Linked DNA regions of Homo sapiens: all the other regions are linked to region 1. The links are chromatin contacts, found by Hi-C or POLR2A ChIA-PET in ENCODE. All regions are on one chromosome and are shown on one strand. The core of a region is the stretch at or near the end of the contact, and the rest is flanking DNA. Distances in the headings are between cores, read along the strand shown. Region 1 holds the start of SP4 (Sp4 transcription factor). Region 2 holds the start of CYCS (cytochrome c, somatic). Region 3 holds the start of CBX3 (chromobox 3). Region 4 holds the start of SPMIP4 (sperm microtubule inner protein 4). Region 5 holds the start of AHR (aryl hydrocarbon receptor). Region 6 has its middle 67 kb from the start of LINC03007. Region 7 overlaps LOC107986772 (a long non-coding RNA gene).

What was found. Hi-C counts contacts between places; a loop is a spot of excess contacts on that map. ChIA-PET counts read pairs that join two places held with the same protein, here RNA polymerase II (POLR2A). Pooled maps may share reads with other maps.
Region 2: a map of PC-9 shows a loop between it and region 1 (19-fold over the local background). The contact joins the promoter of CYCS here to the promoter of SP4 in region 1. A Hi-C loop is called at or near these places in 4 of 168 maps with a recorded cell type or tissue (CD4-positive, alpha-beta T cell, PC-9, ascending aorta and 1 more), 1 of 37 single-sample maps with no recorded cell type and 16 of 50 pooled maps. POLR2A ChIA-PET finds 5 or more read pairs at or near these places in 5 of 52 experiments (BJ, CD4-positive, alpha-beta T cell, CD4-positive, alpha-beta memory T cell and 2 more).
Region 3: a map of CD8-positive, alpha-beta T cell shows a loop between it and region 1 (20-fold over the local background). The contact joins the promoter of CBX3 here to the promoter of SP4 in region 1. A Hi-C loop is called at or near these places in 3 of 168 maps with a recorded cell type or tissue (CD8-positive, alpha-beta T cell, ascending aorta and naive thymus-derived CD4-positive, alpha-beta T cell), 1 of 37 single-sample maps with no recorded cell type and 8 of 50 pooled maps. POLR2A ChIA-PET finds 5 or more read pairs at or near these places in 1 of 52 experiments (CD4-positive, alpha-beta memory T cell).
Region 4: a loop to region 1 is called in a map of CD8-positive, alpha-beta T cell, with 13 times the contacts of the local background. The contact joins the promoter of SPMIP4 here to the promoter of SP4 in region 1. A Hi-C loop is called at or near these places in 4 of 168 maps with a recorded cell type or tissue (B cell, CD8-positive, alpha-beta T cell and naive thymus-derived CD4-positive, alpha-beta T cell), 1 of 37 single-sample maps with no recorded cell type and 10 of 50 pooled maps. POLR2A ChIA-PET finds 5 or more read pairs at or near these places in 1 of 52 experiments (BJ).
Region 5: a map of B cell shows a loop between it and region 1 (18-fold over the local background). The contact joins the promoter of AHR here to the promoter of SP4 in region 1. A Hi-C loop is called at or near these places in 4 of 168 maps with a recorded cell type or tissue (B cell, CD4-positive, alpha-beta memory T cell, ascending aorta and 1 more), 1 of 37 single-sample maps with no recorded cell type and 15 of 50 pooled maps. POLR2A ChIA-PET finds 5 or more read pairs at or near these places in 2 of 52 experiments (CD4-positive, alpha-beta T cell and activated CD4-positive, alpha-beta T cell).
Region 6: a map of endothelial cell of umbilical vein shows a loop between it and region 1 (20-fold over the local background). The contact joins the enhancer-like site here to the promoter of SP4 in region 1. A Hi-C loop is called at or near these places in 2 of 168 maps with a recorded cell type or tissue (endothelial cell of umbilical vein and naive thymus-derived CD4-positive, alpha-beta T cell), 4 of 37 single-sample maps with no recorded cell type and 14 of 50 pooled maps. POLR2A ChIA-PET finds 5 or more read pairs at or near these places in 1 of 52 experiments (naive thymus-derived CD4-positive, alpha-beta T cell).
Region 7: a loop to region 1 is called in a map of CD8-positive, alpha-beta T cell, with 15 times the contacts of the local background. The contact joins the enhancer-like site here to the promoter of SP4 in region 1. A Hi-C loop is called at or near these places in 2 of 168 maps with a recorded cell type or tissue (CD8-positive, alpha-beta T cell and naive thymus-derived CD4-positive, alpha-beta T cell) and 6 of 50 pooled maps. POLR2A ChIA-PET finds 5 or more read pairs at or near these places in 1 of 52 experiments (PC-9).

The regions. Positions count from the first base shown.
Region 1 is chr7:21,426,613-21,430,226 of GRCh38, forward strand. SP4 (Sp4 transcription factor) reads left to right here and starts at 1,471. Exons shown (of 6, transcript NM_003112.5): 1 at 1,471-1,646; 2 at 2,065-2,180; 3 at 2,677-3,614. The coding sequence starts at 1,640. RefSeq lists silencers at 405-794, 1,175-1,764.
Region 2 is chr7:25,124,010-25,127,168 of GRCh38, forward strand. CYCS (cytochrome c, somatic) reads right to left here and starts at 1,251. Exons shown (of 3, transcript NM_018947.6): 1 at 1,191-1,251; 2 at 1-118. The coding sequence starts at 110. It also overlaps a transcript of SPMIP4 not described here. RefSeq lists enhancers at 176-720, 721-1,264, 1,412-1,661.
Region 3 is chr7:26,200,469-26,203,834 of GRCh38, forward strand. CBX3 (chromobox 3) reads left to right here and starts at 1,277. Exons shown (of 6, transcript NM_016587.4): 1 at 1,277-1,358; 2 at 2,503-2,554. The coding sequence starts at 2,531. HNRNPA2B1 (heterogeneous nuclear ribonucleoprotein A2/B1) reads right to left here and starts at 278. Exons shown (of 11, transcript NM_002137.4): 1 at 104-278. The coding sequence starts at 109. RefSeq lists enhancers at 1-666, 1-221 and a silencer at 1,162-1,981.
Region 4 is chr7:25,178,729-25,181,891 of GRCh38, forward strand. SPMIP4 (sperm microtubule inner protein 4) reads right to left here and starts at 1,626. Exons shown (of 10, transcript NM_138811.4): 1 at 934-1,626; 2 at 447-604. The coding sequence starts at 580. The region is part of intron 1 of LOC124901603 (a long non-coding RNA gene); the gene reads left to right. RefSeq lists silencers at 1,132-1,411, 1,472-1,861.
Region 5 is chr7:17,296,535-17,300,174 of GRCh38, forward strand. AHR (aryl hydrocarbon receptor) reads left to right here and starts at 2,118. Exons shown (of 11, transcript NM_001621.5): 1 at 2,118-2,795. The coding sequence starts at 2,731. LOC101927609 (a long non-coding RNA gene) reads right to left here and starts at 2,786. Exons shown (of 12, transcript XR_007060234.1): 1 at 2,526-2,786. RefSeq lists silencers at 2,393-2,542, 2,593-2,702, 2,743-2,792.
Region 6 is chr7:25,855,730-25,858,929 of GRCh38, forward strand. No RefSeq gene overlaps it. Among named protein-coding and RNA genes, the nearest start is that of LINC03007, 67 kb to the left of the region's middle. RefSeq lists an enhancer at 1,009-1,088. Within about 2 kb of position 1,347, at least 20 of the 41 ENCODE cell types and tissues checked have a DNase peak (open chromatin) inside an H3K27ac peak, as active enhancers do; they include endothelial cell of umbilical vein, where a contact is called at or near this core.
Region 7 is chr7:17,137,672-17,140,928 of GRCh38, forward strand. All of the region lies in intron 1 of LOC107986772 (a long non-coding RNA gene), which reads left to right. It overlaps LOC101927609 (a long non-coding RNA gene), which reads right to left. Exons shown (of 12, transcript XR_007060234.1): 10 at 621-694. Among named protein-coding and RNA genes, the nearest start is that of AHR, 160 kb to the right of the region's middle. Within about 2 kb of position 1,804, at least 4 of the 41 ENCODE cell types and tissues checked have a DNase peak (open chromatin) inside an H3K27ac peak, as active enhancers do; they include CD8-positive, alpha-beta T cell, where a contact is called at or near this core.

The sequences.
Region 1 (3,614 bases), core at 221-2,720:
AGTTAATCAGGCGCTGATTACGTTCCATGGCATCATCCTGACTTCAGGACTTTGTAGGAAAGCTGAGGCAGGACACTGCTCAAGTGCATTTGACAGTAAGATGCTTTGTGCAGCCAGATGTTAATTCCACTTGCCCTTACGCTTGCTTACGCTACACCGTAAGCGGGGCTGACCCTTATGGAGCTGGGCTTTTCTTCGCCCGGAGACTCTTGTCAGATAAGGCTTAGAACTCCGCCAACCACTTAGGCTTTTAGGCAAAACGCGATGCAACCCTTCTTAGAAGGCGGGTCACTGCTCTGCACCAGCTGCCAGCCAGAGAGACAACAAATAAAAATGGAAGATCCTTCTCCGTGAGAAAACAGGCCTCGGACTCAAAGCAGGGGGCCTGAGGGGAAGGTGAGCAAAGAAAGGCAAGGCGAGGGCGCTGCTTCAAGAAGCCGGGTTCATTCAAACCCCGAGGACAGCAAACCCCGCCTCCCCACGCCGCCGCCCGCTCAATCGCCGAGCGCTCCGGGTGTGAGCTCGCCCCGCGGGGAGCGGCTTGGAGCCGAGGAGGCGGCGGCAGAGGTGGTTTGGGCAGCCCCGCGCGGCGGATAGGCCCAGGCAAACAACACCCATTCCCCCTCCTCCTCGCTCAGTTCAACTCCCACTCGGCCCCGGCCACGCCCTGCCGCCACCGCCCCCTCGGGCAGCTTTCCGCTCGGCAGCCAGGCCTCGGTCGGGGGCGGGAGAGAGGCGGTGCCTCGAAGAAGGCACCGCGACCGCCGGAAACTACGAGTACCGACAGCCTTCGCGGTAGTGCCCCACCCCCTTTCTCCCACCACTCAGCGCGCGTCACCCTGGGCTCAGCCAATGGAGACAGAGCCAGGGAAAAAGGGCGCCCGGGTCCGGATGCGCCTCAGGAAAGCCATGCTCCCTGCGCGGGGGCAGCGGGCAGTTCACCCAGCGCGCCGACCTGTTGGTGGTCCGCGCGCGCCCACGTCCGCCGCTCTCGCTTGCCTGGATCAAGGGCCCTACTTTTTTCTTTAGTGGCAATTGGAGGGATTGCTGGAGGGGGTTTTTGAGTGGAGGGCGCTGGGAAATGAGTAGGGGGCGGGATATCCTGAGACAACAAGTTTGGCTGTATGGAGGGCCTACCGGCAGCGCTCCTGAGCTAGAACGCCGAGAGAAAGAGCGCCAGAGGAGCCAGGGAGGAGGAGAAGAGCTGCTAAAGGAATAACCCCGAGAAAGGGGGTGGAGAGGAGGCGGCCCCAGCGCCCCGGCCCCCGGCAGGTCGGCGGCCAATCCGCTGGGGGAAGGGGTGGAGAGTCGGAGGCTCCGGCGGAGAGAGGCCGAGGGGGGTGGGGAGTCGGCCAGGCTCGCACCGCCCTGGCCCCGCCCCCGACCCGCGCCGCCGCCCGCGCCGCGCGCCGCCGCTGTCAATCAAGGGCGAGTCAGCCGGGCTCGGGCGGAGAGAGGAGCTGCTACGCCACAGCCCAGCGGCGGCCATTCGCGGAAAAAGAGGCAGAGCCTGTGCCAGCTACAGCCTCCTCCGAGCCACCGCGGGCGGGCGGGACCGGCCTCTCCTCCCGCCTCGCCCCCACCCCCACCCACCTCTATCCCAGTGTCTCCGTCTGAGGGTTTGTCCTGTTAATGCGGGATGAGCGGTACGTATTCTCCACCCCCCTCAGTCTCCTTCGCCGCCTCCCTCTCTCCCTCCCTCCCCAGACCCTGCTCGGTTCTCCCCCCTCCCCCGGGGCCGCTGAGATGCTTTAAGGGGAGGAGGAGAGGGCGGGAGGGAATCGGGGAGGGAAGGAGGGTTGTGTTTTGTCTTAATGTCTGAGAGAGAACAACCTCCTTCTGGGTGTTGCTCTGGAGCCGATGGGTCGGGTTTCAAACCACGTTTTGTGATATCCCCCTCCTCCCTTCCCTCCTTCTCCCCCACCCCCTGCCGGTGTGCGTGGATCGCGGGTTTATGGAGATTAATGTTCGGGGGGAGGGGGGAGAAGAGGAGAGGAAGAAGACGAATAATAATAATCCTAATAACCTGTTGTCGTGTGTGTGTGGTGGGGGGGTTTGTTGCAGATCAGAAGAAGGAGGAGGAGGAGGAGGCGGCAGCGGCAGCGGCGATGGCTACAGAAGGAGGGAAAACCTCTGAGCCAGAGAATAACAATAAAAAACCCAAAACCTCAGGCTCCCAGGTAAAAGCAAACAAATTAAAAAAATTCATCACGACACATTAGGAGAGAGAGGGAGTTATGCCCTTTGAATGTCCAGAAGTAACAGAATAAAATGTTTATCCACTCAAAGCATCTTTCTGAGAGTGTGGAACTTAAATTGTAAATTCATCAAGTTTTCACCTCTTTGAGGGTATAACGCTGTTTAAAATTACATCAGGAATTCAGACTATAAGAAAACGGTGTGTGTGTTCCCAAGGGCATTTTGAGTTTAGGAACATAACACTTTACAAAGTTGTAAAGAAATTTCCTTTTATTTAAACTTGATATTATAGGACTTGCTTCCTTATTCATATAGTTCTTATCTACTTTTGTTCGTATTTCTTTTTGATTTCTGCTGCTTCCTAAATTGTTATGTAGAGCTGTCAAAATAAGTAACCCCCTGGCAACTACTGGCCTCCACTAAATCCGCCCACTTTTTTTCCCCCCCCCCTCTCCTTTACCGTCCCATTTTGGGTAGGACTCTCAGCCCTCTCCTCTGGCTTTACTGGCAGCTACTTGCAGCAAAATAGGGACTCCTGGTGAAAATCAAGCAACTGGACAACAACAAATTATTATAGATCCAAGTCAAGGATTGGTGCAACTTCAAAATCAACCACAACAGCTAGAACTGGTAACAACGCAACTTGCTGGAAACGCTTGGCAACTTGTTGCCTCCACTCCTCCTGCTTCAAAAGAGAATAACGTTTCTCAACCAGCCTCTAGTTCGTCTAGTTCTTCCAGCAGTAATAACGGGAGTGCATCTCCTACAAAAACTAAATCAGGTAATTCTTCCACCCCTGGTCAATTTCAAGTCATACAAGTACAAAATCCAAGTGGTAGTGTACAGTACCAAGTAATTCCACAACTTCAGACAGTGGAAGGTCAACAAATTCAAATCAATCCAACTAGTAGTTCATCTCTACAGGATTTGCAGGGTCAAATTCAGCTCATTTCTGCAGGTAATAATCAAGCTATACTCACAGCTGCTAACAGGACAGCTTCTGGGAATATTCTTGCTCAAAACCTGGCAAATCAGACAGTTCCGGTCCAAATTAGACCTGGTGTTTCAATACCACTGCAGTTACAGACTCTTCCTGGTACTCAGGCTCAAGTTGTAACAACCCTACCAATTAACATTGGAGGAGTGACTCTAGCTTTGCCAGTGATAAACAACGTGGCTGCCGGAGGAGGGACTGGGCAGGTTGGCCAGCCTGCTGCTACTGCTGATAGTGGGACTTCCAATGGGAATCAATTAGTTTCCACACCCACCAACACCACTACTTCTGCCAGTACTATGCCAGAATCTCCCTCCTCCTCCACTACCTGCACAACCACTGCTTCAACGTCTTTGACAAGCAGTGACACATTAGTGAGCTCAGCAGATACTGGCCAGTATGCAAGCACATCAGCCAGTAG
Region 2 (3,159 bases), core at 1-2,500, 3.7 Mb after region 1:
AAGAGACCATGGAGATTTGGCCCAGTCTTGTGCTTGCCTCCCTTTTCAACGGTGTGGCACTGGGAACACTTCATAATAAAAATCTTCTTGCCTTTCTCAACATCACCCATATTTAATTCTAAAAACGAAAGCTTCAACTTAGTAAATTTTTCCTCAGGTAACAAATACAGTGTAAATGAATGACCACTCTAGCCACTTAATTACCAATCCATTGCTAATTTATGTCATTAAATACCAGAATGAATCTTGTTTTGCTTTAATACTCTTTATACCAAATATTCTTTAATACCAAAAACATTTTTAGGAGTACCTCCTCAAAAACGTATTTTTGTGTGTATACGTGAAGGAACGTTAAAGCCCAAGCAAAGAGGGAACCTAATTCAAACTCCAGTTTCAGAAGAGACAATCATGGTCACGAAGTCACAGATCTGAAGCTCAAGGGCGAACACATTAAGCCAAAATCACCACAACCGCAACTTTTAAAAAGACCTAACCATTTAATCTTACTACAATGTAAAGCCACCTCTCCCTGAGGATAACGCAAAGCACACAAATGTTTAAAAAGCGGTCCTGGCTGTTTCTATCTGCCCAGGTCACAGGAGTAGCTTGACACTCGAACTTGTGAATGGGAGCTCAGGGGCAGGCTGCACGGTCCCCCGGGGACATCCCAACTCCCCTACCTGTGATCTCCTGGGGCGACCACGAGGTCACCCGTCCAGGTCGGTTTCAAGGTGATTGATGAAACTCCTTCTAGGATGTCAGAACGACTGACGGAAGAAACATGTGCCCACGAAAAGAACTGGCCCCTTATTAGAAGAGCAACAGCTTTTGCCCTCTGAAGAAGAACGTGAAGCTCTAAGCTTCGGCTTTCCAGGAGGGAAGTCTTGCCTATCATTTCCATAGCCCTTCAGCAACCACTACGGAAGAGGCCGCCTCCTCCTCGGATCTGTATCCAAGCCGCCTCCAGTCCCTGACCGAGACCATACCTGTCCCTAGTTAGGGCTCCGCCGCACCTCAAGCCGTTACTCGCCCAGCTCGGTCTGACCACAGTCCAGGGTCTTCACTCCCCGCCCTCCCACCCAGCGCGGGCTCCACTCGAATGCTCCCCGCTTGGGTTTCGGTCGCTCGCAAGTGCGCGCCTCCCACAGCTCTGCCTCTAACCAGGTGCGGCCTCCGCGACCCGCTCTCACCTCTTTTTAGTCGCTGGCACAACGAACACTCCCGCTCCGAAGCCGGACGTCCCCACTCTCTAAGTCCAAGGACACGCCGGTCCGCGCTTAAGTACCGGTGTAAGTGCAACCAAACTCGCTCCGCGCTCCCGCGCCCTGACGTGCGGCCGAGCTGGCGGCTACGCAGTAACGTCGCCGCACCTCATTGGCTCCAGTCCCAATGCCTGCGCCAAGGACCTGCGCGCGCATGCTGGCGAGCATGTTAGGGTGTACGGCGTGCGTGCCCTTCTTCTCGAGGCTTTTCCCGGCCGTTACGACAGGCCTTTGGTCGTACGACAACGAGGTGGTGTCGGGAGAGGTGACGTCACTCGCGGGCCTCTGTGCGCTTGCGTGTGCTGGAGGAGCGGGGAGGGTGGGGCGGAGTCGCTTGGTTGGTGCGTTGCCCTGCTAAAGTATCAGTTCTTGGGCGTGGTGATGTAATGAGCTTTGAGCAGGGCGTTTTGCCGGTCCAGGAAAAGACGCCCTAATTTTGGCGCACCTAGAGGTCTCCTAGCTACCATCTTGTCAGCAGGCGACCTTTACCCAGACTCTGTCCTACTACCACGGCTGGCGCCAACAGCATCCTAGAGGGACAGCCTGGAACCAGGAGTTACACGAGTTGGGCACCAGCTCGTGACCTTGTTCTAGTTCCACCTATACTCTGTTACTTTCAGTCACATTCCAGCTCTCCGCTTGATGGACGCCCCAAGACTGAGGAAGGTGCTGCATTTGCGGCAGAGACAGGATTATCCCTCTGGAACTGAAAAATAAAATTAAGAGGATGCAATGATAACATTTATGTACCTTTTAAAATTTTTATGAGTACGAAGTAGGTAAATATATATATATACTTAAGAGGTACATGAGATATTTTGATACAGGCATACAATGTATAATAATCACATCAGGGTAAACGGTCTATCCATCACCTCAAGCATTTATCCTTTTTTTCTGTTACAAGCAATCCAATTATACTTTTAGTTTGTTTAATGTACAATAAATTATTGTTGAGTGTAGTCACCCTGTTGTATTACTAGACCTTATTCATTCTTCTTCAGTGGCGCCATTTAATGTCTCAGCCCCCCAAGTAGCTGGGACTACGGGAGCAAACCACCACGCCCAGCTAATTTTTGTATTTTTAGTAGAGATGGGGTTTCACTATTTGGTCAGGCTGGTCTCGAACTCCTGACCTCAGGTGATTCACCCGCATCGGCCTCCCAAAGTGCTGGGATTACAGGTGTGAGCCACCACGCCCAGGGCAAATAATATTTTATAACCCATTGTTTTAAACTGATGACAACATAACATTGATTGCATAAACAAAAATCAAAGAGAAAACTAAGAAAAACTCTGCACTTTAACTTCACTCTCCCCACTTTTAAAACTTTTTCTTGTTTCTATTTATATATTATTATACTATGTCTTGAAAAGTTGTTATAGCTATTATTTTTGATAAGTTAGGTTAATCTCTAAGTCTTTCTACTCAAGATATGAACAGTTTACACACAATTACAGTATTATAATATTGTGTGTTTTTCTGTGTACTTACTATTAGTAGTGAGTTTTGTACCTTCAGGTGGTTTCTTATTGCTTACGAATGTCCTTTTCTTTCAGACTGAGGAACTCCCTTTAGCATTTCTTGTAGGACAGGTCTGGTGTTGATGAAATCCCTCAGCTTCTGTTTGCCTGGGAAAGTCTTTATTTCTCCCTCACATCTGAAGGATATTTTCACTGGATGTACTATTCTAGGATAAAAGTTTTTTCCCTCAGCACTTTAAATATGTAATGCCACTCCCTCCCGGCCTGTAAAGTTCCACTGATAAGTTTGCTGCCAGACTTATTAGAACTCCTTTTTATGTTATTTGTTTCTTTTCTCTTGCTTGCTTTTAGGATTCTTTCTTTATCCTGGATCTTTGGGAGTTTGATTATTAAATGTTTTGGGGTGTCTTCG
Region 3 (3,366 bases), core at 27-2,526, 4.8 Mb after region 1:
ATTTCCTGCCTCTCTCCCACGGAGGCGGCTGGCCGACTTCCACTGAGGCGCCAACGGCCTCGCCATGCCCTTTTCAATAACTCATTGATTTCAAACCCGTTACCTCCATCGCGGACTCAGTCGCTTCAGCCCGATTTCCCGCAGCCGAGCGAGATGAGAGAGATCTCCGCGGACGAACACGAACCGGACTCGTCCTGGCGCTGTAGTGAGAACTGCCGCTGCTCGAGAAACAACTCTGCGAGGAGCACCTCCGCACGGGACCCGGCGCTGCTGCTACTGCCGCTAGAGCCGCTGCCGCCGCTTTTCTAGAACCTTCCCCCCCACTAACGCGTCTTCCGCTACGTCAGGCCGTCGCGTAAACGCCCTATCCGCCGCCAATGGCGGGAAGGCTCTACGCCCCACCTTACGCCAAATGCGTACTCCTCCCACCCTTGCGGCCAGAGACAGTACCCGACGTTACTTCCGTAAATGCGCTCAATGAATTGCGGAAGGCTAGAGTCCTGCTAGTTACTACCTCTTGGAATAGGGTCCCGCCCCCTGCCTTGGCGCAAGGCAGGTGAGAAACGGTCGCGCAGTTTGAAATTAACGCCGACGGGAGGGGCTTAATCCGCAGCCTGGAGATCCAGCCCCCTCAACCCGGGAGGTGGTCCCTGCAGTTACGCCAATGATAACCCCCGCCAGAAAAATCTTAGTAGCCTTCCCTTTTTGTTTTCCGTGCCCCAACTCGGCGGATTGACTCGGCCCCTTCCGGAAACACCCGAATCAACTTCTAGTCAAATTATTGTTCACGCCGCAATGACCCACCCCTGGCCCGCGTCTGTGGAACTGACCCCTGGTGTACAGGAGAGTTCGCTGCTGAAAGTGGTCCCAAAGGGGTACTAGTTTTTAAGCTCCCAACTCCCCCTCCCCCAGCGTCTGGAGGATTCCACACCCTCGCACCGCAGGGGCGAGGAAGTGGGCGGAGTCCGGTTTTGGCGCCAGCCGCTGAGGCTGCCAAGCAGAAAAGCCACCGCTGAGGAGACTCCGGTCACTGTCCTCGCCCCGCCTCCCCCTTCCCTCCCCTTGGGGACCACCGGGCGCCACGCCGCGAACGGTAAGTGCCGCGGTCGTCGGCGCCTCCGCCCTCCCCCTAGGGCCCCAATTCCCAGCGGGCGCGGCGCGCGGCCCCTCCCCCCGCCGGGCGCGCGCCCGCTGCCCCGCCCTTCGTGGCCGCCCGGCGTGGGCGGTGCCACCCCTCCCCCCGGCGGCCCCGCGCGCAGCTCCCGGCTCCCTCCCCCTTCGGATGTGGCTTGAGCTGTAGGCGCGGAGGGCCGGAGACGCTGCAGACCCGCGACCCGGAGCAGCTCGGAGGCGGTGAAGTCGGTGGCTTTCCTTCTCTCTAGCTCTCGCTCGCTGGTGGTGCTTCAGATGCCACACGCGTCCCGGGGGCCCGGTTCTCCGCTCCCCTCCCCTCCCCTTCTCGCCGGACCCCGCGCCGGGAGCTGCGGGAAGGAGTGGAGGGTCGGGCGGTGGCCTCGCGGCTGGCCTGGCGCGCGGCCAGCGCCGGTAGTTAGTGGGGGGACTGCTCTGCCCTCGAGGGGGTAGGGAGCTGTGGCGACGGTTGCCCCATTTCGAGACAAAGCGCATTTCCCCCTCCCCTCCCCCACCCGCGTTCCGGCGGAGGCGCCCCCTCCCCCAGCCGCCACGCGGGGCTGGGTCGAGACTTGGGCCTCCCGGAGGGCGGCGCGTGGTCCCGCGTCCGCGAGGCCTGGCGGCGCGCGGCCGGCTGTCCCGAGGCTGCGGCGACCGCCCAGTTAACGTGGCCGCCGCGGGGGTAGGCGCGTGCGGTGTGGCGCAGTGCCCTTGAGCCCCCGTGCCGCGGCCTTTGTTTCTCCCCGCGGATGCGCTGACCACGAGGCCCGCGCTCCCGGGTGGGGGCGGGCACCCGCGCTTAGGCCTCTGGACGCCGGGCTTCAGCGGCGGGGGTCGGGAGCGGGTGTTTGCAAGAGGTGATTCTTTTTTCAAAGTGTCACGAAACGGGGTTGAAGCATCTTAAGTTTTTTCCTTTTGTTATTTAATTACCGATTGGAAAGAGGGAGGGTTTCTGAGCAGAAACCAAGTTGGGATTGCAGAACAGAGAAGATTCACAGTGCTTTACCGTTGTGAGTTGTTTGGGTAATCGTGCCTGGTTTTAAACCGAAAGGATTGTCCTTTAAAAATGGAACATGGACTTTATTATAAATGGGACTTAGATTGGAAAAGACATTGGTCCCCTATTTTAAGCCATGTGAAGCTGTTTTAGGTACCAGGATCCCCAGTAAAGTCTTTCTAGACTCACATGGTTAGGACACGTACTTAAGTACATCATAAGCAATGTAGGTAGGAGCGCAGATCTACTCTGGATTTGTATTCACGTTTGAAATGTGCGCTCTCTACTTGGGGGTTGGAATCCAAACAGAATTTGTATTTAGTTACCTTTTTTGTGTCATGCAAACTTACCTTAACTGTCATGCATTTTTCTAGTAATAGCTCTTCAAGTCTGCAATAAAAAATGGCCTCCAACAAAACTACATTGGTAAGTTAATGAAAACCTAAAATATGTAAGGATTTAACTCAAGTTTTTTTTCCCCACAGTATAACTTTGCATCTCTGTGGCTGAGAAATTTACATCCACATATTTCCCAGCTCTCCCAGTGTAAATTACAGGGGAAAATTAAGAGAAAAACGAATTCATTACAGGGAGATACTGGCTTGGCTTAATAGTGTCTTAACTAGTTCAAAGAAGGCTAATCTTTGAAGGACAGTGCAATGTGGATTTTGCTGAGGATTTTTATCTTCAAATAGAAATACACACATTTTTGCAGCGTTGAAAAATGTTACATAAAATGGTAAAGCCCTTGTTGGTTGGCATAATTTTTCTTAAATCCCCAGAATTCTGGAGAAGTATTTTCATTAAAGCCCAATTTAAAGAACAAGGTACCTTGTGCACCTAGGTTGGAGCAAAAGTCATTGAATCTTTCAAATTACTTTGGTCACTTTATCTTGTTTTAACTTACTCTAAAACATAGAAGAATATTAAGTTTAATTCATTGCAGTGTTTTGTTTTTTAAACAAAATGATCGAAATCGCAAATATGAGCCAGAAGGGAGAAAAGGCTAGATTTTTTTTTTATCTTATTCAGCCATGTCATGTTACAAGTTTTTTTAAACCCTGGAATATTCACATAAAAATCATGAAATTCAAAGTTACAGTTTTCACAATATTTAACATTGCATTAATCTTAAACACGTAAAGGTGAATGTTAATGTCTCCTAGGTAAAATAAAGCATTTGTTTTTGGCTTGTATGTGCTCTCTCTGGGTTTCACACTAAAAAGGGCACGTTAGTG
Region 4 (3,163 bases), core at 376-2,875, 3.8 Mb after region 1:
CCCTATTATATGATAAGCAGAAGAGCCCCGGCCCGGCGCAGTGGTCACGCCTGTAATCCCAGCACTTTGGGAGGCCGAGGTGGGTGGATCATTTGAGGTCAGGAGTTTGAGAACAGCCTGGCCAACATAGTGAAACCCTGTCTCTACTAAAAATGCAAAAATATTAGCTGGGCATGGTGGTGCATGCCTGTAATCCCAGCTACTCTGGAGGGTGAGGCAGGAGAATCACCTGAACCTGGGAGGCAGAGGTCCCAGTGAGCCGAGATCGCACCACTACACTCCAGCCTGGGCGACAGAGCGAGACACCGTCTCAAAAACAAACAAACAAACAAACAAACAAGAAACAGAAGAGCCCCAGAACAATAAATGTTTTTCCTCACATAATAAAATACACGAATACATTAAAACTGCTTTTTCTTGTTTGCTTTTTCTAGTTTTTGTTTTACCTGTCCTCTGAGGCAGTTGGGCGAGTAACCGTCTGGAGGGGGTTGTGCAATTCATTAGAGTAAAAGGTGTTGGACAGTATGTCAGCTCCTTCAAGCTCCCTGCAACAGTAGGGCCTGCCGTGAATGACTTCCATGCTTCTTGGCTAAAAAGGCACAACCTGGAAAAGAAAAGGAGGGCACATTTGGCTTGTCGAGTCAAGGCAGGCAGAAAACACATTTTACACTGCTAAATTGTTCAACCTGACGCTGCACAGACGTCACAGGCTTCCCTCTGCACTGAAAGCCGTCAAATCAGTAATAAATAGAGACCTAAATAAGTTCTATGGAAATAAATTTCAACTGAAACAAATCCACAAAGTGGACGGTGCCTCCAAGTAGTCACCAGAATGATCATCCAGTAGGTTCGTACCAGTCCGCTACTTTGTGGCCATCAACTGACATTCAATTCCTGCCTTAAATTTAACTATAACTATTCAAGAAAACTCACTTGACTTTTAGCCTGTGGTCTTTCCGAAAATTAGAGACTCTTCATTCAACAAAATAAGCGCTGTCCTAAAGCCTTCGGGGATTCTGGACAAGAATCCCTTTGCAGATGGTGGAGTCAGTAGTGCAGCACGAACGGGACCCTAAAGGGGATTCCCGGTTTCCAACTGCGTCGGGGAGAATCCCACCTCTCTCTCGGACTTGGGGGAAGGCCAGGAGCCGGCGTAGCTGGGACCAAGGGTGCCAGGGGTCGAGGCCGAGCCTCACGGGCTGTCACTGCCCTGCAAGCGGTGCCTCGGGGGTCTGGACATACCTGGGACATGAGCCTGGGGGCGCTGCGGGACCGCGCCTCCCCTCCCCTCCCCGCAGCTGGCGGCCTTCGCGGGCCGAGGAATTTTGAGGTCGTCCGCACCTACGGCCCGGTGGAGCTGGCAGGCAGGGGCGGGGGCGGGAGAAGGACGGCGGGCAGGCCGGGGTGGGGTGGGGCTGGGGGCGCTTGTGACGGTGGCCGTGACCGCGGCATTAGGTGATGCGTCCTTGAGGGGCTGGGGGCTTCCGGGCGGCGAGCGGGGCGCAGTAGGAGGCTCTTAGAGACCTCGGAGGAAACCAGCCCAGCGCTACGGGACTGGCAAGAATGCGAAGAGGAACCGAGAGTGAACGGAGTGCGAGGCGCCGGGTCGGAGGCGAGAGGGGCTCTTCCGCCTTGCGACCCCTGGCCCCGCCTCCCGGTCCCTTGCCCCGCCCCTCTCGGCTCACCGCCCTGCCTCCAGTCGGACCCCGCCTTGCCCCACCCGCGCCCCGCCCCCAGGCGCCCTCTAGCGGCGGCGGCGATGGCGATACCAGTTTCTTTTTCCAGGGCTACCAGGTCTGGAGCTGTCTCAGGGCCGGCCAGGGAGCTCTCTCATGTGGACTGGGCGGAGGAGGAAGAGCTCCGGTCCAGTGGAGTCCCTGGTGAGGTCGGAGCATCCGACCTGTCCTCCCTCCCCAGGTCACCTCGCAAAAATTGGGGACAGTGTGGCCAGATAGAGGGTGGAGTCTGCAGGATTCTGAAACTGCAGCCCCTGGCATGGCGCCCTAACAGAGTCTCTGCTCCTTCCCTGGTGGGTGCGGACATGGCAAAGTCCTTTACTTGCCTCGTCCCCAGGGCCTAGCCCCACCTTGATTACCTCAGTTTTCCCCAAAAGATACAAATGTGAGCCATGAATCTGCACCTACAGGGTCATGAGTTCCTGTGATGGCTGACAATAAGGGATGTCACCCCCCCCTCGCCACCTGCCACCCCATCAAGGAATGGGATGTGAGGAGGTTAGGTTGTGTGTATATGTGTGATATGGTTAGGCTTTGTGTCCCCACTCAAATCTCATCTTGAATTGTAATACCCATAATCCCCGCTTGTCAAAGGAGAGACCAGGTGGAAGTAATTGGATCATGGGGGCAGTTTCCCCCATGCTGTTCTCGTAATAGCGAGTGAATTCTCACGAGATCTGATGGTTTTATAAGAGGCTCTTCTCCCTTCTCCCAGCACTTTTCCTTCCTGCCCCCTTGTGGAGAAGGTAACTGCTTCTCCGTGGCCTTCTGCCATGATTGTAAGTTTCCTGAGGCCTCCGCAGCCATGTGAGATTGTGAGTCAACTAAACCTCCTTCGTTTATAAATTACCCAGTCTTGGGCAGTTCTTTACAGCATTGTGAGAAAAGACTAATACAGTGTGGGAGGCTAGAAATGAGCCTGCAGGAACCAGAAGGTGAGGGTGAGAATGACCACCTCTGAGAAGAAGGGCGTTGAAACTGTGTGCCAAAGAGTTAAAGAAAACAGTCATAGAAATTCTTGAGTTTACAGGATGGCAGATAAAAGAAACAAATTGCTGAAATGCTGAAATGCCTGGGCTTGTAGGTTAATAAAACTGGCTGAAATCCACTGGAACATATAAGGCCAACTAGAGTCTGCACAGATCCAGCTTGCTGACCTTACAGCTGAATTTCTACTGCCATGTTTCATACTAACTCCTCACTGAATTTGCACGTGGAACCCTTAGGTAGCATGAAGAAATAAGAGCACATGCGCAAGGACTTTCCAGACTTCCTCTTTCCTTCCACCAAGCACCTGCTAATCCCAGAATCCACACTCAAAACCATTTCTAATAAAATAATTGTCCTAAAGCCAGCACAGGGAGACAGATTTGAGCTGGACTTCCTATTTCTTTGTTGGTTGACATGCAATAAAAGTTTTTATTTTA
Region 5 (3,640 bases), core at 868-3,367, 4.1 Mb before region 1:
CCAATACAGGAAGTTTCTAGATAATGGCAGCTCATTTTTTAAAAATGGCACTACACTATACTGTATTCACATGCCAGCAAAACTGTTAAGGTAAGTTCATGTCACTATTAAAATAAAATGAATTCTGGGAATTTTGTTGATATTCAATTTTAATCTTAATTATGCAAAGATCTGTTACTTAACTAAGACTATGTAACATAATATAGCATATGACTTCTGGATAATGAAAATAATCCTAAACTTAACCATAAAAAAATAAGGGTATGAAAGTCAAAATAAGGTAGAAAATGACTGCACCAAATAGCCAACAACCTTAAAAAGGGTAGGATTTTTTTAAATCACTAAATTAAGATTGGTTCATTGCATTTAGTACATCTCTTTTATGAAGAGGAGTTATAAGCTACAGAATCAATAAATTATGTTTTGATATAAATTTTTCACCCTTAAAGTTCCTAGCTAGGAGGAAATTATTCTTTTACACTTACACGTTTTAGATAGAATGGCTATAAGTAAGCACAGATAAATGAAGAAATGAAAGAGAAGGGAAAAATAGAGATGGTTGATTCTGCCTCTGCAATTGCTAATTCATAAACATCAAACTTTCCCAGTGTACACTGTCTTCTTTGGGAATTTGCTCCATCTTTTTCCTTAAACTGAAAGGTGGCTTACTGAGGCTATCACTTTCCTAAAGGTCTCCCCAATACTGCCTAATTATTTTCTCTTATCACAGGATACAGGGTGGATGTCCATCTACTTCCTTGTTGTCACTTCCCAGATCACTTTCACTTTATGCTCTTCTAAAATTAAAACAAAGATCATCGACCACAAAACACAATTGTTCTTTTGTAGCTCATGCTAGAATACCCTCTTTGTTACATCTCCTTCATTTTTCTGATCCAAAATTTAGTAGCCTACTATATCTCACCCACTGTCCTTCTTTCCTCCAGCTATGGTAGAGAACTGCTCCTCCAACTTTATGTACATTTGAATCACCTGGGAGTTCCTGTGAACTTCGGGTTCTGATTTAATAAGGACACCCAAAGAGTCTGCATTTCCTGTAACTCTCAAAAGAAGCTGTGGAGTACTCTGAATAGCAAAGCACTGTAAGTGCTGTTTCTGTTAGTATCTAATCTATTAGTCCTAATCTCCCATTTATGCTTTGGCACTCATTCCCTCCTGCTTTCGGTATCTTAATATCTATCATTCCTTCACTCTTCCCTCAGGTTCCCTACATAGTTTATCTCTACCCCCTCTAAGCCGCTCAGTATCGCCCATTAAAGAACTAAACCAAAACTAGAAAACCCTCATTTAACCCTTCACTCCCCCTACATACAATCTGATGTGTCTCTCATCCACAGCTAAACTTGGAAGAAAAATTGCCTGCTTGAGGATGCCATTTTGTTATCTTCAGCTCAATCCTGTACCCACTTCAATGTTATTTGCAGGCCCATTACCCCAACACTGCATTCACGAAAGTCATCAGTGACTACACATTGAGAAAACAAGAATGACATTTTCAGTTCTCAACTAATTTGAATTTCTCAACAGTATTCAATATTGTTAATTACTCCCAATATTTTTCCACATGGTCCTCCATGACACAATACATAATAGTCCCCTTATTATCTATATTCCTGTCTATTGTAAAGACTTCCCCCGCACACCAAAAAAGGTCAAGGAAACTCCTAGCCTTCAAGTCTCAACTCAAATCTGGCCTTCTGAAGCCTTCCCAACTAGGAAAATATACAGTCCCATTGGTTGTCTACCAGTTGTCTACCAGTTAATTGTAATTCTTAGCCACAAGTTAGCTGACCCACCGTCTCTCAAACAGGTGAAGTTAAGCTCAATATTTGGCATATCTTGATATACTTTGTACAGTCTAGCTACAATAAGTTTGCCTATGCACGAAGATGGCTACCGGCGGGGGGGGGCGTCCTTACGTCCTACGTCATCACGTGCCGGGATGAGGGTGGGGCCCTCAAGGAAGACGGAATGGAATCCAGATGGGCGGGGGCAAGCAGGACGGGGCGGGGCTACGCGGGATCTGGGCGGGGCGGGGCCGGTGAGGGGTCGGGGGTGCTCCTGCTATTCAGCCGGTGCGCGCGGCGGCGGGAGGCAGTGGCTGGGGAGTCCCGTCGACGCTCTGTTCCGAGAGCGTGCCCCGGACCGCCAGCTCAGAACAGGGGCAGCCGTGTAGCCGAACGGAAGCTGGGAGCAGCCGGGACTGGTGGCCCGCGCCCGAGCTCCGCAGGCGGGAAGCACCCTGGATTTAGGAAGTCCCGGGAGCAGCGCGGCGGCACCTCCCTCACCCAAGGGGCCGCGGCGACGGTCACGGGGCGCGGCGCCACCGTGAGCGACCCAGGCCAGGATTCTAAATAGACGGCCCAGGCTCCTCCTCCGCCCGGGCCGCCTCACCTGCGGGCATTGCCGCGCCGCCTCCGCCGGTGTAGACGGCACCTGCGCCGCCTTGCTCGCGGGTCTCCGCCCCTCGCCCACCCTCACTGCGCCAGGCCCAGGCAGCTCACCTGTACTGGCGCGGGCTGCGGAAGCCTGCGTGAGCCGAGGCGTTGAGGCGCGGCGCCCACGCCACTGTCCCGAGAGGACGCAGGTGGAGCGGGCGCGGCTTCGCGGAACCCGGCGCCGGCCGCCGCAGTGGTCCCAGCCTACACCGGGTTCCGGGGACCCGGCCGCCAGTGCCCGGGGAGTAGCCGCCGCCGTCGGCTGGGCACCATGAACAGCAGCAGCGCCAACATCACCTACGCCAGTCGCAAGCGGCGGAAGCCGGTGCAGAAAACGTGAGTGTCCCGAGCGCGTCCTCATCGCGGGGGCTGGGCGCTCAGGCACGCGGGTGCGGGAGGCAGCCCCACCCCGCCCCCAAATCCCTGCGATCCTGGGATTAGGTCCATTCCCGGCACTGCCCGTGGAATCGAGGTTTGGAGGCCGGCTGGGAGACAGAGGACTTGGATTCTCCCGTTTTCAATGATTGCATTTTAAAAATTGTCCTCCCACCCATCCTCTTCCCCCGCACCAGTGCATACACACCCTCTCACATTTGCAACTTTGTTCTTTCTGATTTGGTCCTGATTTGTTGACAGCTCTGATCTGCCTTGGGCTAATGGATTAGTTAGTATAAACCTGTCTTGAAATCTCCTTCCACTTTTCATATCCGCATGGGTTAGGTTAGAGGACGGTCTTAATTCTCATTCTTCGTAGAGTTTGGTAAGGCGAGATGTTTTAAAGAGCTAAACACATGCTGACTTTTACGAAGGGGCTGAGTGCCTCTAAAGGTACTTTTTGGTCCCCACCAACTGGCTTTGTGTTGCGCTCATATTTACTTATTTGGCAGCAATTTTGTAGCGCTCATCGTGACCATATCGGTAAAGTGGATAGAAGTGGTAGCAGGTGGGAGTGGATGCAACGGACAGGATACGGTGGAGGATTTGTATTCTTCAGACATCTTTTTCGGAAGCTTGCTTATCACTTTTGGGGTGGCTTTAGGGTCTGTAAAATAAAAGATTTAGAACTGCATTTGAGAGAGGTTTTCATTCTTAACATCTACCTCTAATTCTTTTCCCCTTCAAAGTTTTCTTCTAGTTGAGTGAGTACAAACTTGCTTTTGTCGTTGTCGGTTGATTTTGGT
Region 6 (3,200 bases), core at 97-2,596, 4.4 Mb after region 1:
ATTTCAAAGAACATTATTTTGCTTTTAATAATCCTGTATTTCTGTCACTTTGCCCTTTTTATTTATTTACCGTGAACTCACAGACAGAATATTACTTGGAGTTTCTGAAATACTTGTGTTTGTACATTTCTCATCTTACACGTACCCACACACCCCAAAATAAAAAAACAAAGAAGAGGATCTCAGGGACTGAGAAGTCATTACCGGTTTTAAAATTCAGAATTCGTAAAACCGAAGCTCTAATTTGTCAGTTACAAAATTCTTCTAGAACCACTGTAATTTAGAATATGTGCAGAACTATAAGATGTTTATTATTTCTTTAAAATATATGTGAGTACAAACCAACAAGTTAACAGCTTATAATAGGAAAGCACTCTCCAGACTTCTGCCCATCTCCATCACGCCGCGGAAACTTGTCTGAAAGGAGAATTTGGATGCAACAGGGCAACGGAGCGACGTTTCTCCTCTGCACTAAGCCAGCCCTCGCCTCTGAAGAATTTTGTACTAGGCGTTCACTAGCACTGAGATGAACTGGAATTATTTCCACAGCATTAACCGAGTTAGGAAGTTTTTTTCAAACTTTGCATTTAACGGATTTTTTCCATCGGCATTTTATCTTTGCCACCATCGTTTTACTGGTTGCTGCATCTTTCTAGTTTTCTTTCCTTTTCTTTTTTTCTTGCTCTTATTCTACCTTTCTTTGCTTTCTCTCTCTCTTTTTTTTTTCTCCCAGTTAAGGATTGTCACAGTGTGCCGGGTGTCTTTGTAAGTTCGTCCCTCGTCTTCATGATTACAAGAGGCTGATATATGTGTACCTGTGCCTACAGGGGAACTGAACAGGGCTAAGTGAGTGCTGAGAGGAGCTGGGGGAGAGATGTGTGCTGCAGATGAAGGTACGGCTGGGATGTGAAGCTAATTTAGTGTGTGCTTTACAAGGAATGCACAAATCAACACAGCGCTCAAATTAAATCTCTTCTTGAGGGGCTTAAGTATCTTCTTCAGGAAGAGTAAAGCATGTCTTCTAGTTCTACTTCCTTCCCGGTTAGCCAGCTGCTGGAGAGCCCCCTCAGTAAATTCCTTCCAGATCGACCTCAGTGTGGGTGAGAGCGCAGTCTGTGACCACCAGCGCTTCTGACTCAGCGGAAAACGCCGGCAAACAGGACTACACCTCACCGCGGCGGCAAAAGCGGCCTCAGCTCCAGCACTCACAGCCACCACTTTCACCGTCGCCCCGCCACCACCACCTTCGCTGCCTCAACCCTGAGAGAGACACACACACACACACACACACACACACACACACACACACGCACGCACGCACGCGCGCGCGCACAAACACCTCTCCCTGCTGTCAATCATACATGCGCGCCATAGCGCGCATGCGCACTGGTGGACTCCAGCCCCCACCGATCCTACGCCCTGTCTCTGCGTCTGGGACCAGACGCACCAATAAGAGAGCGGATTCGGGGGCGGGCCACAAGGAAGTAGCCAATGAGAGCGCGGTTGGAAGCCAGGGCTAGAGAGGAGTAAATCCTTCTGTCGTCCCCGTTCTGCCGCCCCCGCGATGATTTATGCGTCCTTTTTATTATTTGTAACACTTTGGGAAGTTATTAAAAGGAAGATCTACTGCTTCCTCCTTTTGGGTTAAACTGGATGGCAATGTTTGTCACTGGCCCTTATTAGAGAAGAGTGTGGCGAGGTGGAGGGCCGTTGGACGCTGGGTTTGTTTGTGTGGGTCTTGTTTTTTATTACAAGACACATTATCCTTTTAATTACAAGCTGTAGACAGGGCCAACTTCGAAGGTCTTCGTGGCGGAGTGATCTTGGATCATTCAGGGGGCTGAAACCCGATGCCTTCTGACTTTCGCGTCCGTACTCTTGGCGTTGGGAGGAGCCTCTCAGGAAGGTGTTGCAACCTTTGGTTGTACCAGAAGGAAATAAGCAAACTCCCATCACCCCCACCCCCATTCCCCGCCCTAACACGGAGTAAACTTCGGCCTTTTTCCGCTTGGATGCTCATTAAGAGTTAGTTGACTTTGTAGCGGATGCAATAAAATTTGGATGGTTTCAGGCCCCCAAACAATCCTGGTTTCTGTTTTCCTCTCTCCCTAGGCACACCCCCAAGGAAATTGCCTTTTCAGCAGGCGCCTGCGGGAAAGAACCGCAGGAGACAGATTCCCTTTAGAGATCTGCATGGGGAGGAGGGAGATATGGAAATAAAGAGGGCCAAGGTAAGAGGACGGAGAGGCCATAGAGGACTTGCATGTTTGGGTGTGAGTTTTCTGGCCAACTAGGGGGAAAATCCACAAACCTGAGGTATCTGGTGGATGCGCTGAAAAATTAGCTCTCACCTGCAGAGTTACTCAACCCTCGTGCGCTTCTGCTCTGCCGGGAAGGGCCAGTCTCCGAGGGCGGAATAAGTATGGGTATTGAAAGGCAAGTAGGAAACAGCAAAAGAAAAGAACAGATACAAATTTTCTACTCCCGACCTCCAAACCAAAATCGCACTTTCAAACGTAAAACGCAATTCCAAGAAGACTGGGATGTAGGGAGTATGCGATGCCTCTGTTCAATAGGTCACTGTCAGGAACTTCAGTTTCTGGTGTTCAGATATTTGTATTTGAAATTAAGAAAATCAACGCAGGAGGGGTTGCTGGAGGATAAAGTGGGGTGACGAGAGACCGAAGGAGGGGGAGGAGGAGAGGGGTAGAAGGAACCAAGAACCATCTGATGGCAGAACTGGGCTGAAGGAAAACAAAACCGTGAACTTCAAAGCTCAGGCCTAATCTCCCTCAGGTTAATTTCTGCTTCCTAAAAAGTTTGATCAGGGTCATAAATCACTCGGTCCACCCTTGCCGGTCCTGCCTGGTTCCCCAAGGTTCTCTCCCCGCAGCCCGCTGCAGGGGCGCAGGGTGAGTCTCCAGCCCAAGACCGTCTGAGGCTTCCCGGGGCAGGAGGGCTCCCGGGGCTGAGTGGGCGCACGGATGCGCGAGAATCCGCGTGCGGGGGAAGCGGGGAGGCGAGGGTCTAGGGAAGGTGCTGGCAGTGTTGCGGGCCAGACTGTGGAGAGATCCCGTGCAGATGCAGTTTCCATTCCGTCCGGCCTCAAAAAAAAAAAAAAAACCTTCAAGTGTGTCTGGCGTGCTGTTTGAAGAAGGTTACAGCGTGTTTAGAGATTTGCAAAGCTCTGCCGAGCAGTA
Region 7 (3,257 bases), core at 554-3,053, 4.3 Mb before region 1:
CATTTATAGGACTTCCTTGACACTTTCAGTTCTTTGAACTACACCTTTTGTTAATTTTTTAGATTTATTAAGATTTTAGGGAAAAATAAAGAAAATTCAAGAGTGAAAAACTCAGTTATTTTGAGAAATATTTTTTATGACTAATATAACAGTGCAGAACTAAAAATGTCATCTATAAACATTGGTTTCCGTAGATCTGTTCCTCTAAGCAATTTCTTACTGCTTTTTGCTTTTCTTTTAATACATTTCCTGTTTCTAGTCTATAATTTCTGCTTAATTCTTTCCTATATTGGGCCGTCAACTCATTCTGTCATCTGCTTTATTTCCCTCTACATTAAACAATCACTTCCAGAGTACTTTCATTCAATATTTATACAAAAGGGGGGTTTTAATTGAAATTCATTAGAAAAAAAGCTAATTACTAACTTTTTAAAGAATAGATTCTTTTTCACCCTCCATTGAGAGATATGTTACAAGCAATGTGCTAAAACTATATTAGCATGATTTTAACACATGAATTCCCTGATTCCCAATCCTTTCACAGTTCTCCTTTATATCAAGATTTCATAAGCATTATACATTAAAAAAACAGTGAGAAGTACGTAATAGAGTATACCTACCAATATTTAGTATATTGGAGAAAAGCAGGAATACAAACATCCTATAAATGGCAACATATCTGATCATGAGATGACTGGAATAAATAAAAGCACAATTTATACTTAATTTATACTCACCTGAGATGTAGAACAGTTAATGCTTAGTCTTTGATCGCAGCAGAACATACAGATGATTTCTGCTAACATCAAAGATGAAAAGAGCATTAATTGTTCTACTTTTCAGTTGAACATATTATCAACTACAGCAAGACATGATATTCTTTACTTTAGAACTTTACAGTCTAAAGGGAGAATGACAAATATAAATGTAACTATAAGGTAAAATATGATCACTATCATAAAATAAAGGGTTTGATGACCTCAAAGGAAAGAGAAAGTGTGTCTCCTTGAGGGAACCAGGCTAAGTCTCAAGGAGGAGAGACCATTTGGGTTGGACTGATTAAAAAGTTGACAAGAAGAAGGGAACATGCTGAGCAAAGCTAGAGCGGGGAGGTAATAGTGATAGTTAAGAAACATGAACTAATCCAGCACAGGTTTGGGGTAGGTCAGGAGTAAGCAATAAGTAAAAAATTTGGCTAGATCTATATTTATTGAAGTCCTTAAAAATAGCCACCAAAGACTTTTGATTATTTTAACAAAGCTATCTAAGGCAAATTGGATGAAATATTAACATGATTGGGTTAAGAGGTCATCTCAGTTGTCTCTCTAGGTCTAGATTTCAAACGATAGTGTGCATACTTGTCTCTGGAGCAAATAAAAAAGCCAATGACTGTGACTAGGCCCAACCCTTGATTATGATTCACTTCATAAGCTATGGGGCCCAGAAATCCATATTTTTTATCAGGTGACTCTGTGCACATTAGTTTGAAGTTTGAGTGTCTAAGTGAAAGGAGAAAGCCTGACCTTGAGTGTGTCAGAAGAAATGGCTAATAGGTTATAGGTGAGATCAACCTGGCACTCTGACTGTAAAACCTGAATTTTTATACATGACTCAGTTTCAGTTCTGAGGCTTATTTTACTGAAGCATCAAAAACAATCAACGTTTCTTAAACTATACAGTGCTAATTCTCAGAATTGCTTCCTGAAGGTGACTGTAAAACTGAGCACTACCTTAACATACATGGTTTGTGGTTGGATCTAACAGGTTGGGACTAAATTGAGACTGCTTCTTATCCTCCTAATGTCTTAAAAGCCTGGTTGGGCTGCTAAGAGAGATTACAGGAAAAGAATACAGATGAGTTTGAATTCTCCCAGGGCAGGGATATTAACTAATTTGTCTCTTGTAACAGGGTCAATGTTTGTGGAATGAATAAATGAGTGAGTGAATGAATAAACAGGAAATGTGGTTGACTTTTGATGAAAGTTTATAGGACAGTCGTTCAAACACTATCAGAAAATCTAATGTCACCAATGTCCTATAAAATATTGTTCCAGGAAGGCGCTATGACTTTCTACCACAACTGGAAGCAAATGTAACACAAAAAGCAAAAACCTCCTTATTCTTTGTTGGCCTATATCTCCTATCCCAAAAAATACTTCCTTTTTCCTTGGAAAATTCTGGCAAAGATGTCATGAAGCTCCCCCTTAGAAGAGAGCCTCAAGGCAATACAGTTTGCTACAAGGCAAACTTTATTTGCTCCTAAGAATTGTAGCTGCAATAAACTCTGCATGAACAGTATTTACAAATATTCCATCACTTAGTGGAAAAAAATCTTGGGTGCTGCTAAGAATGTGTCTGGCTGGACAATGTTAAATTTTGGAAAACAACTATTTTCTAGGCTGTTTACTAGAATATAACTATCATCAAAATATATTCATGGAGCATTTTTTTTAAAACAGTGAGAATGCCTGTAGTTCAGTAGCTACTGAAGTAATCTCTCCTGTGAAAAGGAGGAGGCCAGCAATAAAGAACAGCATCTCTACATTTATACCCATACAGTATTATTTCTAATATGTTCGACTTGAATTCTCACTTAGATAAATAGATTCCATATGAACCTAATTAACTGGCGTTTCAGTTTCCAAAATGTTATGTAAAATGTAGTGTTTTAAATTGAAAAAATGCAGATGGGAATCTTGAAGGTGTTTGATTTATAGCTGATGCAACAGTTCCTTTTTCTGTTACAGCAGAATACTAACATTATGCTTAGATGATTTAAAGTAGATGCTGTTTATTTTATTTGACTTTCACTAGGATTATAAAGATGACAGTGCTCTACTACAGAAGAGATTTTCTTATTCTAACAGACAAATGCATTTCTAGCCATTATATCACGGCATACATTTTCACAATGTAAATAGCTATTTAATGGAAATGATGAGGCCACTAATGTAGACAAAGTAGCTATTGTCTGAGAGCCCCTGAGTCATCTTGTGTCACAGAAAATATAGTTATTAGTTTTAATCATAACCCTATGGCATTTTAGAAACCTTAGTATCTAACTTCAATATATAGAGATATATAATTAGGAAAATACTTAGACTTAAATTCCACATTGACTGGCATTATAAACTTTGCTTTCTAGTAATAATTAGATGGCTGATCAGAAACTATGTATTACATGGCCTTCCTTATGAAATGAGGCAGCTTTTAAAATTATGTATCATAGGCCAGCTGCAGTGGCTTATGCCTGTAAT